2 separate regions of the Homo sapiens genome follow, and region 1 is linked to region 2. Evidence: chromatin loops called from intact Hi-C (ENCODE). Cell type or tissue: mammary epithelial cell. All regions are shown on one strand. Links, peaks and the distances in the headings refer to the core of each region. The heading gives the core; the rest is flanking DNA. Region 1 has its middle 82 kb from the start of ASAH2. Region 2 has its middle 24 kb from the start of ASAH2B.

The links. A loop is a pair of places that touch in the nucleus more often than their neighbours do. Peaks named below come from ENCODE experiments on the same cell type or tissue, not always from the same donor. Only the 100,000 strongest peaks of a DNase experiment are listed, where the experiment ranks them.
Region 1: a loop joins it to region 2, with 26 times the contacts of the local background. A loop is called at or near these places in 4 of 110 quality-filtered maps.

Annotation. Positions count from the first base shown.
Region 1 is chr10:50,165,257-50,173,603 of GRCh38, reverse strand. No RefSeq gene overlaps it. Among named protein-coding and RNA genes, the nearest start is that of ASAH2, 82 kb to the left of the region's middle. In mammary epithelial cell, for the core only: no CTCF peak of the experiment used is centred there; a DNase peak (open chromatin) is centred at 3,853.
Region 2 is chr10:50,760,207-50,768,553 of GRCh38, reverse strand. No RefSeq gene overlaps it. Among named protein-coding and RNA genes, the nearest start is that of ASAH2B, 24 kb to the right of the region's middle. In mammary epithelial cell, for the core only: no CTCF peak of the experiment used is centred there; no DNase peak of the experiment used is centred there.

The DNA.
Region 1 (8,347 bases), core at 274-8,273, 590 kb after region 2:
AAATACCTTGGTATATTTTTCTAACAGATAACGACTTAAAAAAATCTTAACTACAGGGTCATTCTCATGTCTGACAAAGTTAACAATAACCCCCTAACATCATCCAATACCCAGTCTGTGGTCGAATTTCCATGATTATCTAAAAAAATGTCTTTTACACTGGATTTGTTTAACCAGAGTGCAGACAAGTTCCATACATAGCATTTGGTTTGTCTCTTATGTCACTCTTAATATATAACATTTCTCATGATCTCTTCCTTCATGCCTTTTTTTGTTAAGGAAATCCTGTTATTTATCCAGTAGATTTTCCCATTGCTTCTTCTGACCAATTGTTTATTCATGGTGTATTTTAACTTCTTCTATCCTTGCTGTTTCCTTTACATATTAGCTAGATCTAACAGTTTGATTAAATTCAGGTCAATTTTTTTTCTTTTGGCAAGAATACTCAACCAGTTCTGCCATCGCACACAGGAACAGAAGACAGCAAGAAAAATTCACTTTGACCCCTTATGATTTCATCTCCAATCAGACCAGTCAGCACTCCCCAATTCTCAAGCCCCTACCCACCAAATAATCTTTAAAAACTCTGATTCCTGAATGCTCAGGGAGACTGATTTGAGTCATAATAAAACTCTGGTCTCCTGCACAACTGGTTCTGCATGAATTACTTTTTCTCCACTGCAACTCCCATATCTTGATAAATCTGCTCTGTCTAGGCAGCGGGCAAGGTGAACCCACTGGGCAGTTACAATAATAGTCTTCAATGATCTTTTGTACTTCTATGGTGTCGGTTGTAATGTCTCCAGTTTCATTTCTAATTGAGTTTATCTGGATCTTCTCTCTTCTTCTCTGGGTTAATCTAGCCAATGGTTATTAATTTTGTTTGTTTTTTCAAAGAATCAACTTTTTGTTGTACTGATCTTTTTGTTTGTTTGAATTTCATTTAGTTCTGTTCTGATCTTTGTTATTTCTTTTCTTCTTCTGGCTTTAAGTTTAGTTTGTTCTTGTTTTTCCAGCTCCTTGAGGTGTGACATTCGGTTGTCAATTTGTGCTCTTTCAAACTTTTTGATGAAGGCATTTAGTGCTATCAGCTTTCCTGTTAGCACACTTTTGTTATATCCCAGAGGGTTTGATAGCTTGTGTCATTATTATCCTTCAATTCAAAGAATGTTTAATTCCTATCTTTATTTCACTGTTAACCCAGATATCATTCAGTAGCAGATTATTTAATTTCCATGTATTTGTAGTCTTGAAGGTTTCTTTTGGAATTGATTTCTAATTTTATTCCACTGTGGTCTGAAAAGATACTTGATATGATTTCAATTTTAAAAAAAACTGATTGAGACTTGTTTTGTGAGCTATCATATGGTCTATCTTGAAGAATGTTTCATGTGCTAATGAGAAAAATTTATATTTTGCAGATCTTAGGTAGAATGTTTTGTAAATGTCTGTTAAGTCCATTTGTTCTAGCATGCCATTTAAGTGTGTTGTTTCTCTGTTGACCTTATGTCTCAAAGATCTGTCTAGTGCTATGTCTATCACTACTATTATTTTGCTATCTATCTCATTTCTTATGTGTAGTAGTATTTGTTTTGTGAATCTGGGAGATCCAGTGTTTGGTGCATATAAATTTAGGATTATAATATCTTCTTGTTGAATTGATTATCAATTCATTTGATCATTGTATAGTGACCATCTTTATATATATATATTTTACTGTTGTTGCTTTGAAGTCTGTTGTGTTTGATATAAGAATAGCTACTCTGGATGGGGGCAGTGTATCACACCTGTAATCCCAGCACTTTGGGAGGCTGAGGCGGGTAGATCACGAGGTCAGGAGCTCCATCCTGGCCAACATGACACGCCTGTAGTCCCAGCTACTTGGGAGGCTGAGGCAGGAGAATTGCTTGAACCCGTGAGGCAGAGGTTGCAGTGAGCCAAGATCATGCCACTGCACTCCAGCCTGGCAACAGAGCAAGAATGTGTCTACAAAAAAAAAAAAAAAAAAAAAAAGAATAGCTACTTGTGCTCACTTTTGGTTTTCATTTGCATAGAATACCTTTTTCCACCCTTTTTCCTTGAGTTTATATGAATCCTTCTGTGTTAAGTGAGTCTCTTGAAGATAGCAGATATTTGGATTGTAATTTTTTTTTAATCCATTCTGCTATTCTGTATCTTCTAAGTGGAGTGTTTAGGCCATTGACATTCAATGTTAATATTGAGATGTGAACTACTGTTCTCTTCATCATGTTGTTACCTAGATAGCTTAACTCATGTCTTAGCATTTCTTGTAGTGCTGGTTTGGTAGTGACAAATTTTCTCAGCATTTGTTTTTTGGAAAATGACCATTTCTCCTTCATTTATGAAACTTAGTTTTGTGGGATACAAAATTCTTGGCTGACAGTTTTTTCTGTTTAAGGAGGTTGAAGCTGGGACCCCAATCCTTTCTGGCTTGTAAGGTTGCTGCCGAGAAGTTTGCTGTTAGTCTGATAGGTTTTCTTCTATAGGTTACCTGCTGCTCTTATAATTCTTTCTTTCATATTGACTTTAGATAGACTGATGACTATTTGCCTTTAGATAGCCTGAAGATCTTTTTGCACGGAATTTCCCAGGAATTCTCTGCGATTCTTGGATTTGGATATCTAGCTCTCTAGCCAGGCCAGGGAAGTTTTCCTCAATTATTCTCTCACATAAGTTTTCCACACTTACTATCTTCTCTTCTCCTTCAGGAAGACCAACTATTCTTAGGTTTTGCCATTTCACATAATCCCATATATCTTGGAGACTGTTCATTTTTTTTTCATTCTTTTTTCTTTATTTTTGTTTGATTGGGTTAATTCAAAAGCCTTGTCTCTGAGCTCTGAAATTATTTCTTCTACTTGTAGGATGTTCATTTAAAGTAAGGTCACCTGTGATGGTGGGTATATTAGTCTGTTCTCACACTGCTAAAGAGAACTACCTGAGACTGGGTAATTTATGAAGAAAAGAGGTTTAATTGACTCAGAGTTCTGCAGGCTGTACAGGAAGCATGACTGGAAGGCCTCAGGAAACTTAACAATCATGGCGGAAGGTGAAGCGGAAGCAAGCACTGTCTTCACAGGGTGGCAGGAGAGAGAGAAAGAGAGAAGGGGGAATTACCACACACATTTAAATCATCGAACTTGTGAGAACTCACTGTCACAAGAACAGCAAGAAGAAAATTCATCCCCATGATCCAGTCACTTTCCACCAGGCCCGTCCTCCAGTTTGACATGAGATTTGGGTGGGGACAAAATCTAAACTATATCAGTGGGCTAGATCTATGGACAAGTTAGGTAGTTATAGAGGTAAGAAAATTGGAGTGAAATAGGTTCCTGGAAAACCTGAATGCTCAGTCAGCTGTCCTTGATAATTTGTGTTGCTAGATCCAAACAGAGAGCACAAGGCTGGGCAAGAAACACAGGGGCTTTGGACCCTAAGCCCTGGGGACAAGGACTGGACCCTCTGTGAACTTTGGGACGTTTGGTGCATCTTTGTCCTTAAGTCTACATCAATGTTCCTTAAACTTGAGTGATAAATGAACTGGAGTTAAAAGGAAAAACAATCCTCATGGATCCCATATTTTCTTATAAATTCTTATTAAAATATTAGTTAAGTATGTAGAAAAAATTAAGAATAAATCATTTTATTTATCAATCTTCCACAACTATAAAAATAAGTAAAGAACACTGAATACATGAACAACTATGAACCAGTAAGAATCAAATAATAATTATTAAATGTGGTTCATGAAGCTCTATTAGAGAAATTAAATCACTTGTAATGTGACTATGTTCCTGACCTCTCTTGTATGAGTCCTTTTGAGGCCACTATGCTATAGTGAGTTTGATGACTCACTTCTAGTCACCACTCTTCTCTGTTTGTTCTATCATGAAGTTCATATTTGAGCAGATGCCAAGGCATCAGTTGATCATCACGTGGCACAAGGCATCAATTACATTTAAGCCCATCTCACTTCTTTCTTCAGTAAACTGTGATAGTTTAAGGAATAGCATAGTGTAGTGATTACAAAGGTGGGCCTAGGAGTTACACACTTTGGGTTTGAGTCCTATCCTTATCACCTATCAGCTGTGCATCCTTAGGCCCAGCTAATAAGTGTTCTATGCTTTTTCTTCAACTCTAATGTAATACTTTATCTAACCTTGTGAGGATTAATGAGATATGCATGTTAAACCCTTAGCATCCCTAGCACATAAGAAGTACTCAATATAGTTCCTAGTGTGCTTATTATGGAGCAAGTTCACTGTGCACTTGTTACCAACTTGTTTGCAGCTGGTGAGACAGAACACACTCATATGCAACAAGTTAAATGAAGTAGATTTACTACCTACAAACAGGCAGAAAGTGATAAAAGAAGCCTAGAGCCCGGGTGTGGTGGCTCACACCTGTAATCCCAGCACTTTGGGAGGCTGAGGCAGGTGGATCACGAGGTCAGGAGATCGAGACCATCCTGGCTAACATGGTGAAAACCCATGTCTACTAAAAATACAAAAAATTAGCTGGGCGTGGTGGAGGGCGCCTGTAGTCCCAGCTACTCGGGAGGCTGAGGCAGGAGAATGGCGTGAACCCGGGAGGTGGAGCTTGCAGTGAGCCGAGATCGTGCCTCTGCACTCCAGCCTGGGCAACAGAGCAAGACTCTGTCTAGGATACATTGTGAGACAGTCCCCCAAAGTTCAAGAAACCTTCCTGGGGCAGATGGTACCTCAACTCCACGTGTCCCACTTGTGCTACAGCTGAAGGACCCAGAGAGGCAGCCTCTTCTGGATTATATACCTCAGGGGCAATGTGGCTCACTAAGCAAAACTTCAAAGAGCATCCTGCTTCCAGGGGAGAGAGGAACAAAGCCTAAGCTGTACTAGGCAGTTCTTGCCTAACTCAAAATGTTACATTCCCTAGGAGGGACAGGAATAAGGCCTGGGCTATTCCATGCAATTCCTCCCTTCCTCAGGATATTGCACTTTCAGCACATTCTAGTTACTCTTAAGAACTACAAATAAGAAGGTGAGAACTTGGTCAGTCCAAGGCCACCTGGAGAACAGTCCTGCACTTATATAAATATTTTGACTTTGCTTGGAATCAAAATACAACATTATAAATTTCTTATAGATAACCATTGAACTCCTAGAAAGACCTAAGTTTGAGAAACATGAATGTACACTAAAACCAGAAGAAGCAGCCTCCTTGAACCCTTTTGCTGTTCACAACCTAATATGAGCCCTCTAGATTGTGGCTTTTAATCTTTCAAGCTTCATGATTTATTTGTAATAGTTGAATTTTTGGTAATACATTTTAAGAGATTAAAAGGTAACCACTGATATAAAGAACAAGTTTCAAGATGGAAAAAGATCCTTATATTAGTTCTAGAACATGGGGCTGGACAACACCGTATACCTCAGTAAATACGTGCAATTCATTTTTACTACTAGAGAGGGAACACACTATTATAATGGCACCTGTCAGAACAGTGAGCCAAGAAAAAAATTGTGTGACATGTTGTAGAGGGGTAAAGAGCACTCAATCTTCTGTAGGTAAGAGGCATTGACAACATTCAACTGATGCCAGAGAAATGTCACAAGTTTAGTGGAACATGGAAGGACTTAGCCTTGGGGTTACATAAGTACATGGTCAGCGCAGTAAGCCATTCTACACAAATGGTGACAGAATGCTAAATGGTGATCATTTTAAGAATCTGAGAACTACATGCATCTTTAGTAAGAGTGCAAATAAATTGTGCACATTGACCAAAATTTGGCAGAGAGCTCAGCACACAGCAGCATGCTGGGGCCCATAATTTGAGGATCACTCCTGCCCTAGCTCCATGGTTCTCAACCTTGGCTGCATGTTACAGATATCTGAGGAACTTTAAAAAATGTACTAATGTTTGAGCCCACTCCAGACATTCTCAATTGATTGGTATGATGAGTGACTGAGGGTCAGGCTTTTTAAAGTTTTCCCAGGGCTTCTAATGGGCAGTCAGGGTTGAGAAAGACCATTGCAGATATTACTACTATACTGATAAGAAGAATAAAGGAGTGCTGAACTCAAGGAAGTTTGTGCCAAAGAAGACAAAGGGCATTTTCCTCCAATTAACCTTATTTATACTTCTTCCAATAAAACCGTATCTCTTAGTAATGGGGATAGTTTTTTCTTATCCTTGTATTATGTAAATTCTTCTCTGAAGATAGGAGAGGAATCTCCACTCTCTCTGAAAGATAGAGTGGTCCACTAATAAACTTCTGATCAACTCTAGAAGAATATTCAAGAGAGCACATATTGGCTGAACTCCTCTTAGGAACAAGGCATTGGCAAGTGTAATGAGTGGGAAAGAGGCCATATAAATATAATCCTGGGGAGAGGGACTTATTCATTACAGAATGTTTTTTATTTATGAAAATTGCAAAATAACCTAAATGTTCCTCAACAGGGAATGGTGTTCTACACAATGGAACACTGTAGTTAACATATATGAACTGGAGCTACAGCTCTCAAAATAATTATCAACATGTGAAGCAAAAAGGTAAGTGGCAGAAGCATATGTACTACATGTTAATAAAGTGCTCTTTAGATAAAGTTTGAAAACATGCATGATAATAGTGTATACTGTTTTGGAACATAAAATGGAATAAATGAGAAAATGTGTGTGAAACCACTTATACCAAATTTGGGATGGAGGTAACTTCTGGGCCATGTAAGCTCCAGGAAAGTAGGGGCTTTCTTTCATTTACTGATGTGCATCCAATCCTAGAATAGGGCTTAGCACTTAGTAATGACTGATAAATATTTGCTAGCTAAAGCAATAAATAAATGGAATCAGGGATGGATTTGCAAGGCCTTTAATTGTCAACATGACTTTTATTAAAAAAATACCACGGAGTTTGGCAAAATGCAAACATTTGACAGAACTTGATGAGTACGTGGGTGTCCATTAGATTATTATTTTGACCTTTTGTATTGGCTTGAAATATTTCACTGACATTAAAAAAAGGGGGTAGATGCAGAACAGACAAGAATTAGTATGATTGGTGGAAACAGGGTAAAGGAAAGGGGGGATTTCAAAATGACAGATTTCAAATCTGAGTTGACTGGAGAATAGCAGTGCCTTTAAGAGTTTCAACTGCTAGAAGAAAATCAGGAATGAGACTGAGGGAGGCAATACCACTTTTGGATGCATGATATTTAAAATTATGACTGAACCTCATCTAGAAATGCCCCCAAACCCACTGAAAATGCTCATTCTGACATCATCAGTAGTTTTCGGGGAAAAAAAGTCACAGGATATAGTTTAAGAGCTTCTCCCTGTTTTTTTCCCCAAAACATGTTTAGACCACAAAATCAGAAGCTGAAAAAGCTGTCCCTGGAAATGCAATATTAATGAAGGGACCTGCCATTTGACTCATAGTTGATACCTGATTGCCTTATAAAAACACAATGGATAAAAATTCTTTGCAACTGAAGGTGGACAGCCCTGAAGGAGGAGCAACTGGAGGGCTATGCCCTTCTGGGTCCATGGAGCAGGATTATCTTGGGCCAGCGCAAAATTGGCCTGCACAAATAGTACAGGACGCCATCAACTGTTTTTGGGTTTAATTTCTGCCTGTTCTTCCCCTCCCCATCTCCAAATGATGAGTGGGGCCACCAGAGTCCAGACAAACCTTTTGTACTCGGCTATCTGAACTTGGTCCTCAGGGGCTGTACTTCAGCAGTCTGACTCTTAGCAGTAGGGCATTAAGTCAGGGTGGAATATAAACTCTTCTGCGAGAGTCAAGAGTCCTGAATTCTTGTCCTTGTTCTGTCAAAAATCATCTGATAAGCTTGGATACATTTCTTAACAACTTTGAGTATTATTAAGGATTTGCTCTTGAAAAAACTCTGAACTCTCCGGCAGGTATTAGAAATAGATTGCATCGTTGTGCCTTTGTTGTGGGATTTATAGTAGTTGCTTGGAAAAGTGTATTGAAAACAATTGAGAAATGTTGTTTGGCTCCAGTGGAAAAGTGGCTGTGATTGATCAGCACTGTCTGGTCACGGGCCTGGGGTGGTGATTAGCACTGTCTGATATGGGCCGGGTCTGCATCGGTGGTCAAATGATAGTCCTGTGTTTGGCCTTCTTGAGCTAGGGAATTCTATAAATGCCAATTTTCAAGGGGTTAGGAGGCACAGGGAGAGTTTCCAGTAGGGGCAGAAAATCATTACTTACACTACTTTACCCCATCCCACTCCCACAAAATACACAAGTTCCCCTCTTGGCAGATGAACAACATCGAAACTAGAGAGGGTTAACAAAACAAAACAAATCAGTATTCACCCA
Region 2 (8,347 bases), core at 311-8,310:
TAAAAGACATTTTTTTAGATAATCATGGAAATTCGACCACAGACTGGGTATTGGATGATGTTAGGGGGTTATTGTTAACTTTGTCAGACATGAGAATGACCCTGTAGTTAAGATTTTCTTAAGTCGTTATCTGTTAGAAAAATATACCAAGGTATTTACAGGGTAAATACTCTCCAGCTCAACCTCCCTCTCCATTCCAGAGAATGGTGAGGAGACAGATGAAACAACATTAGCAAAATGTTGGTACCTTCTGAAGTCGGACAATGGGGTAGGTGGAGTATCATCAGACTATTCCCTCTAGCTGCTTGTATGTTTCAAAATTTCCATGATAAAAGGATTTTTTAAGGTCTCAGAATACTCAATGACAGTCTAAGGTTGGAATCACAGTGGAATTCTCACGATGCGCCTCCCATGGTAGAGGCACAGGAAGAGTAATATGTATGGAAGGGGATCCTCAGGTTCCCCTTGGCAGGCTTCATATTCCCCAGCAAGGAGGAAACATGGTATTTCCACAGGACCCCACTACATTTTCTGCTAAAAGGTGGACACTGTTTAAAGAAAATAAAAAGCCCCCCAAAGATTGGAAGATCTCTCTTCAATACGGTCTGTAAAGCATTCTCTATTCATAAACGCATTTCCTGAAATAGAACATATTCACATATTTAAATGTAAAGTGAATCACTTACAGAAAACACTGTTATTACTTTCTGCAATGCCTTTCTACAATCTGAATACAACTGTCTTCTGCCTTAATTTAAAACTAGGCCTACCATTTTTTTTTTTATTTTTTGAGACGGAGTCTCTCTCTTTCGCCCAGGCCTGACTGCAGTGGCACTATCTCCGCTCACTGCAAGCTCCGCCTCCTGGGTTCACGCCATTCTCCTGCCTCAGCCTCCTGAGTAGCTGGGACTACAGGCGCCCGCCACCGCGCCCGGCTAATTTTTTTGTAGTTTTAGTAGAGACGGGGTTTCACCGTGTTAGCCAGGATGGTCTCGATCTCCTGACCTCATGATCCACCCGCCTCGGCCTCCCAAAGTGCTGGGATTACAGGCGTGAACCACCGCGCCTGGCCTAGGCCTACCATATTTTTAAAAGTACAGCACAATTCCTTTCTGGTTTTGCCTCCATGTAAACAGAAAGAAGGACTATACACTGACATTTCCCCTATTTGCTGCAGAGCTTATAGTACTTGCATAATAAATTAGAGAGGAAAAAGACCAACTCAGTTCAACTGCAACTGAGAAGAAACATGCATAATGATACTTATCCTGATTCTGTCAACTTGTAAATATGTATAATAGATATTCACACTTACCCACAACCCATAAAAGATGAATTTCCAAAATTGCAGAATATTTATTCTCTGTAAAATTTTAGTTAGAGCTGCATCCCAGATGACTCATTTGGCATTTAATCGTATGTAAATTAGTTTTGGAATTTACTACAGTCTTTGATAATGATAGATGACATTCACAGGCAACCAATGATAGACAAGATCACTTGCCATAAAATGACTATGTTATCCAGGAAAGTAAAGAAGAGACATAATTACTGGCCCTCTAAACTGGAAGGCACCCAAGAATCTCTTTTAGTAGGTGACTAAAGGGGAAGACATTTATCTATTGACCAGTGTATTTATTTCCAAAGCCTGCCATAGCAAAGTAACACAGATGGGGTGGCCTAAACAACAGAATTGTCTCATGATTCTGGAGGCTAGAAGTTCGAGACCAAAGTGTCAACAGTGCTGGTTCCTTCTGAGGGCTATAAAAAAGAATCTGTTCCATGTCAGCCTCCTAGTTTCTGGTGATTGCTGGCAATCTTTGGCAATCATTTGCTTGTAGAGGCATCACTTTGATCTCTGCCTTCCTGTTCACATTTCATTCTTCCTGTATGTGTCTCTCCATGTGACATTCTTTTTTATAAAAACAACAGTCATACTGGATTACGGACCCACTTTACTCCAGTATGATGTCATCTTAATTAATCACATCTGCAATGATTTTATTTCCAAATAAGGTTGCATTCTGAGATACTGAGGGTTAGGTCTTCAACATATCATTTTGGGGATACACATTTCAACCCATAACAACTCAGAGAGTCAAAAAAACAAAGAGGCCACCATACCATTTTCCACAGGTCAACTAGTAAAGACCTGCTTTCTGATTGTATACAAATATGTTGACATTTGTCCTAACCACAGTAGAAAAAGTATATAAATGGTAGCCTTCATAGGGCTGTAACAGGTATGTTATTTAGAATCCATGTTCCAGATGCTTTAACAATGAGATGATACAGTGAAAAATGAGATAGAAGTTTATTTTCCTTTCAGTTAATCATCTGAGAATAAGCACTTTAGGGATGATTTAACAGCACTGAACTATTAAGGACCCTGGGATCCTTTATATTATTGCCATCTTCAACATGAAGTTTCCATCTCTGGGCTTTTGCCATCATGTTTGCCACACACCTATTAAGAAGGAAATTAGGGCAAGGGAGTTGTATTTGTCCATTCTTGCATTGCTATAAAGAAATACCTGGGCAGGGTGTGGTGGCTCACACCTGTAATCCCAACACTTTGGGAGGCCCAGGAGGGTGGATCATCTGATGTCAGGAGGTTGAGGCCAGCCTGACCAATATGGTAAAACCCCGTCTCTACTAAAAAAAAATACAAAAATTAGCCAGGCATGGTGGCATGTGCCTGTAGCTCCAGCTACTTGGGAGGCTGAGATAGAAGAATTGCTTGAACCTGGGAGGCAGAGGTTGCAGTGAGCCAAGATCATGCCATTACATTCCAGCCTGGGCAACAAGAGCAAAATTCCATCTCATAAATAAATAAATAAATACCTGAGACTGGGTAACTTAAAAAGAAAAGAAGTCTAATTGGCTCTCAGTTCTGCAGGCTGTACAGAAAGCATCGTGCTACATCTGCTTGCTTGACTTCTGGGGAGGCCTCCAATAACTTACAACCATGGCTGAAGGCAAAGGGGAGCAAGATATCTCACATGATGGGAGCAGGAGCAAGAGAGAGCGTGAGTGGGGAGGTGCTAGACACTTTTAAACAACCATATCTCTCCAGAATTCACTCACTATCATGAGAACAGTGCCTAGAGAATGGTGCTAAACCATTCATGAGAAACTGCCCCCATGATCCAATCACCTCCCACCAGGCCCCACCTCCAACATTGGGGATTACAATTCATCATGAGATTTGGTGGGGACACAGATCCAAATCATATCAGCAGTGTATGCCCATTACTTTTGAGAGTACAAGAGGAAAGTAGAACACATCACTTCTCTCATCTCATCGAACAGAACTTAGCTATACGGCTACAACCGGCTTCTAGAGGTAGCCCTGGGCTATACCAAGGCTGGGAAATACAGTCCTAACCCATGACCAGTTAAAACTATCACTGTGGAAGAATGGGAGAGCAGATTGTGGTGTGGAGTCTAATGGTCTCTTTCACAGCCAGTCAACCTAATAAAACTCCGCAACTCCTTATAATCCCCTTCCACTCTTATGAAATTGCTGTTAAGTTTCAAAGGCTTAATTCAGTCCTTATCCCTTGAAGCTTCTCTACAATGTTTGATATAATTGACCTGCTTGGAGTTCTTTCTTCCTGATATAGTTTGGCTTTGTGTCCCCAGCCAAATCTCACCTTGTAACCCCCATAAATCCCACGTGTTGTGGGAGGGACCCAGTGAAAGATAATTGAATCATTGGGTCCAGTCTTTCCCACGCTGTTCTCATGTTAGTGAATAAGTCTCACAAGATCTGAGGGTTTTAAAAATGGGAGTTTCCCTGCACACCCTCTCTCTCTTTGCCTGCTGCCATCCACATAAGATGTGATTTGCTCCTCCCTGCCTTCTGCCATGATTATGAGGCTTCCCCAGCCACGTGGAACTGTAAGTCCATTAAACCTCTTTCTTTTGTAAATTGCCCAGTCTTGGGTATGTCTTTATCAGCATCGTGAAAACAGACTAATACACTGCCCCTTCTCTTCTAATTGTTTCTTCTTAATAATATTACTTTCTGGCCCTGCTTCTGTTCATCTTCCTTAAAGTAAGTGGTTCCAAAAGGCCTGTCATCCAAATCTCTTTTCTCTTTCTTATATGCCCTCCCTTTTGCAAAGTCATCAACTTCCTTGATTTCAACCATCAGTTTGAAGTTTGATGCTTCCCATATATCTGATCTGTTGCCCTACTTTCTCTCCAGTGTCTCTACTCCACATTTCCCACTATGTGCTGGACTTTGCTATATCTTGTCAAAGTCTCAGACATCCAAAACTAGATTTACCATCATCTCTCTGAAATCTGTTTCCTTTTACCTTGGCTCTTGTTTATAGCATTACTATAACCCAAATGTTTTAGAGTTTGGGTGGTTGTAACTGTCTTCTCCCTACCTTATCCAGTCAATGAGTATATTGTGTCCATTGTAACTCTGGAGTTTTATACACCCACACCTTTCTGACCTGTTCCTAAAGCCATTGTTCTTGTTCTTGTTCTGACTTCATTACCTCTTAGTCTAGACCATTCTACTAATTTCTCTCCTCATTCTAACTCTTCCTATACTAATATCAGGGATGCCAAAGCACAACTTTGAAAAAGATCAGGGAAAGCATAGTCATTGTGGCTGACCATGATTCCAGTCTCAATGGTAGAACTTTTTAGTTCCTACAATTTTCCAGATACTTACATGCGATATCTCATATAATACTCAGTAACATCTAACTAAATTAACAGCTAAGTAAATTAAGTGCATACATACACCAGGCACTGTGCCAAGAACTGTACCTTATTTTAATCTCACAACCTAAAAAGGTAAGTACTATTATTGTTCTCTTTTTGTATACTAAGCAACTGAGAGGAAGAAACAAAGGCTTTACAAAACTGAGTAATTTACTCACGGTCTAATATTGGTTAAATGGTGAAACTAGGATTTGAACCACTTAGTTTCCAAAATACCCTCTCATAAACATTAACTTAACCTCATAGCAATTATAGAAGGTCATTATTACTATTATTATTTCATAAACAAAGGAAATTAAGTAATCTTAAATTGACCAGACTTCAAAGCACAAGTTCTTTCTTTTCTTTTTCTTTTTTGTTATTGTACTTTAAGTTCTAAGATACATGTGCACAATGTGCAGGTTTATTACATATGTACACATGTGCCATGTTTGTGTGCTGTACCCATTAACTCCTCATTTACATTGGGATATCTCCTAATGCTTTCCCTCCCCCCTCTCCCCACCCCACAAAAGGCCAAGGTGTGTGATGTTCCCCTTCCTGTGTCCAAGTGTTCTCATTGTTCAATTCCCACCTATGAGTGAGAATATGTGGTGTCTGGTTTTTTGTTCTTGCAATAGTTTGCTGAGAATGATGGTTTCCAGTTTCATCCATGTACCTACAAAGGACATGAACTCATCATTTTTTATGGCTGCATAGTATTCCATGGTGTATATGTGCCACATTTTCTTAATCCAGTCTATCATCGATGGACATTTGGGTTGGTTCCAAGTCTCTGCTATTGTGAATAGTGCTGCAATAAACACATGTGTGCATGTGCCTTTACAGCAGCATGATTTATAATCCTTTGGGTATATACCCAGTAATGGCATGGCTGGGTCAAATGGTATTTCTACTTCTAGATCCTTGAGGAGTCTCCACACTGTCTTCCACAATGGTTGAATTAGTTTACAGTCCCACCAACACTGTAAGAGTGTTCCTATTTCTCCACATCCTCTCCAGCACCTGTTGTTTCCTGACTTTTTAATGATCTCCATTCTAACTGGTGTGAGATGGTATCTCATTGTGGTTTTGATTTGCATTTCTCTGATGGTCAGTGATGACAAGCATTTTTTCATGTGTCTTTTGGCTGCATAAATGTCTTCTTTTGAGAAGTGTCTGTTCATATCCTTCACCCACTTTTGATGGGGTTGTTTTTTTCTTGTAAATTTGTTTGAGTTCATTGTAGATTCTGGATATTAGCCTTTGTCACATGAGTAGATTGCAAAAATTTTCTCCCATTCTGTAGGTCGCCTGTTCACTCTGATGGTAGTTTCTTTTGCTGTGCAGAAGCTCTTTAGTTTAATTGGATCCCATCTGTCAATTTTGGCTTTTGTTGCCATTGCTTTTGGTGTTTTAGACATGAAATCCTTGCCCACGCCTATATCCTGAATGGTATTTCCTAGGTTTTCTTCTAGGGTTTTAATGATTTTAGGTCTTACATTTAAGTCTTTAATCCATCTTCAATTAATTTTTGTATAAGGTGTAAGGAAGGGATCCAGTTTCAACTTTCTCCATATAGCTAGCCTGTTTTCCCAGCACCATTTATTAAATAGGGAATCCTTTCCCCATTGCTTGTTTTTGTCAGGTTTGTCAAAGATCAGATGGTTGTAGATGTGTGGTATTATTTCTGAGGGCTCTGTTCTGTTCCATTGGTCTATATCTCTGTTTTGGTACCAGTACCATGCTGTTTTGGTTACTGTAGCTTTGTAGTATAGTTTGAAGTCAGGTAGTGTGATGCCTCCAGGTTTGTTCTTTTGGCTTAGGATTGTCCTCACAATGTGGGCTCTTTTTTGGTTCCATATGAACTTTAAAGTAGTTTTTTCCAATTCTGTGAAGAAAGTCATTGGTAGCTTGATGGGGATGACATTGAATCTATAAATTACCTTGGGCAGTATGGCCATTTTCATGATATTGATTCTTCCTACCCATGAGCATGGAATGTTCTTCCATTTGTTTGTATCCTCTTTTATTTCATTGAGCAGTGGTTTGTAGTTCCCCTTGAAGAGGTCCTTCGCGTCCCTTGTAAGTTTGATTCCTAGGTAATTTATTCTCTTTGAAGCAATTGTGAATGGGAGTTCACTCCTGATTTGGCTCTCTGTCTGTTATTGGTGTATAAGAATGCTTGTGATTTTTGCACATTGATTTTGTATCCTGAGACTTTGCTGAAGTTGCCTATCAGCTTAAGGAGATTTTGAGTCGAGATGATGGGGCTTCTAGATATACAATCATGTCAACTGCAAACAGGGACAATTTGACTTCCTCTTTTCCTAATTGAATACCCTTTATTTCCTTCTCCTGCCTGATTGCCCTGGCCAGAACTTCCAACTCTATGTTGAACAGGTGTGGTGAGAGAGGGCATCCCTGTTTTGTGCCAGTTTTCAAAGGGAATGTTTCCAGTCTTTGCCCATTCAGTATAGGCTGTGGGTTTATCATAAATAGCTCTTATGATTTTGAGATATGTCCCATCAATACATAATTTATTGAGAGTTTTTAGCATGAAGGGCTGTTGAATTTTGTCAAAGGCCTTTTCTGCATCTATTGAGATAATCATGTGGTTTTTGTCTTTGGTTCTGTTTATATGCTGGATTACGTTTATTGATTTGCATATGTTGAACCAGCCTTGCATCCCAGGGATGAAGCCCACTTGATCATGGTGGATAAGCTTTTTGATGTGCTGCTGGATTCGGTTTGCTAGTATTTTATTGAGGATTTTTGCATCGATGTTCATCAAGGATATTGGTCAAAAATTCTCCTTTTTTGTTGTGTCTCTGCCAGGCTTTGGTATCAGGATGATGCTGGCCTCATCAAATGAGTTAGGGAGGATTCCCTCTTTTTCTATTTATTGGAATAGTTTCAGAAGGAATAGTACCAGCTCCTCCTTGTACCTCTGGTAGAACTCTGCTGTGAATCCATCTTGTCCTGGACTTTTTTTGGTTGGTAAGCTATTAATTTTTGCCTCAATTTCAGAGCCTGTTATTGGTCTATTCAGGGATTCAACTTCTTCCAGGTTTAGTCTTGGGAGAGTGTATGTGTCCAGGAATTTATCCATTTCTTCTAGATTTTCTAGTTTATTTGCGTAGAGGTGTTTATAGTATTCTCTGATGGTAGTTTGTACTTCTTTGGGATTGGTGGTGATATCCCCTTTATCATTTTTTTATTGCATCTAGTTGATTCTTCTCTCTTTTCTTCTTTATTAGTCTTGCTAGCGATCTATCAATTTTGTTGATCTTTTCAGAAAACCAGCTCCTGGATTCATTGATTTTTTGAAGGGTTTTTTGTGTCTCTATTTCCTTCAGCTCTGCTCTGATCTTATTTATTTCTTGCCTTCTGCTAGCTTTTGAATGTGTTTGCTCTTGCTTCTCTAGTTCTTTTAATTGTGATGTCAGTGTGTCAATTTTAGATCTTTCCTGCTTTCTCTTGTGGGCATTTAGTGCTATAAATTTCAAAACCGCTCAACTACATGGAAACTGAACAACCCGCTCCTGAATGACTACTGGGTACATAACAAAATGAAGGCAGAAATAAAGACATTCTTTGAAACCAATGAGAACAAAGACAC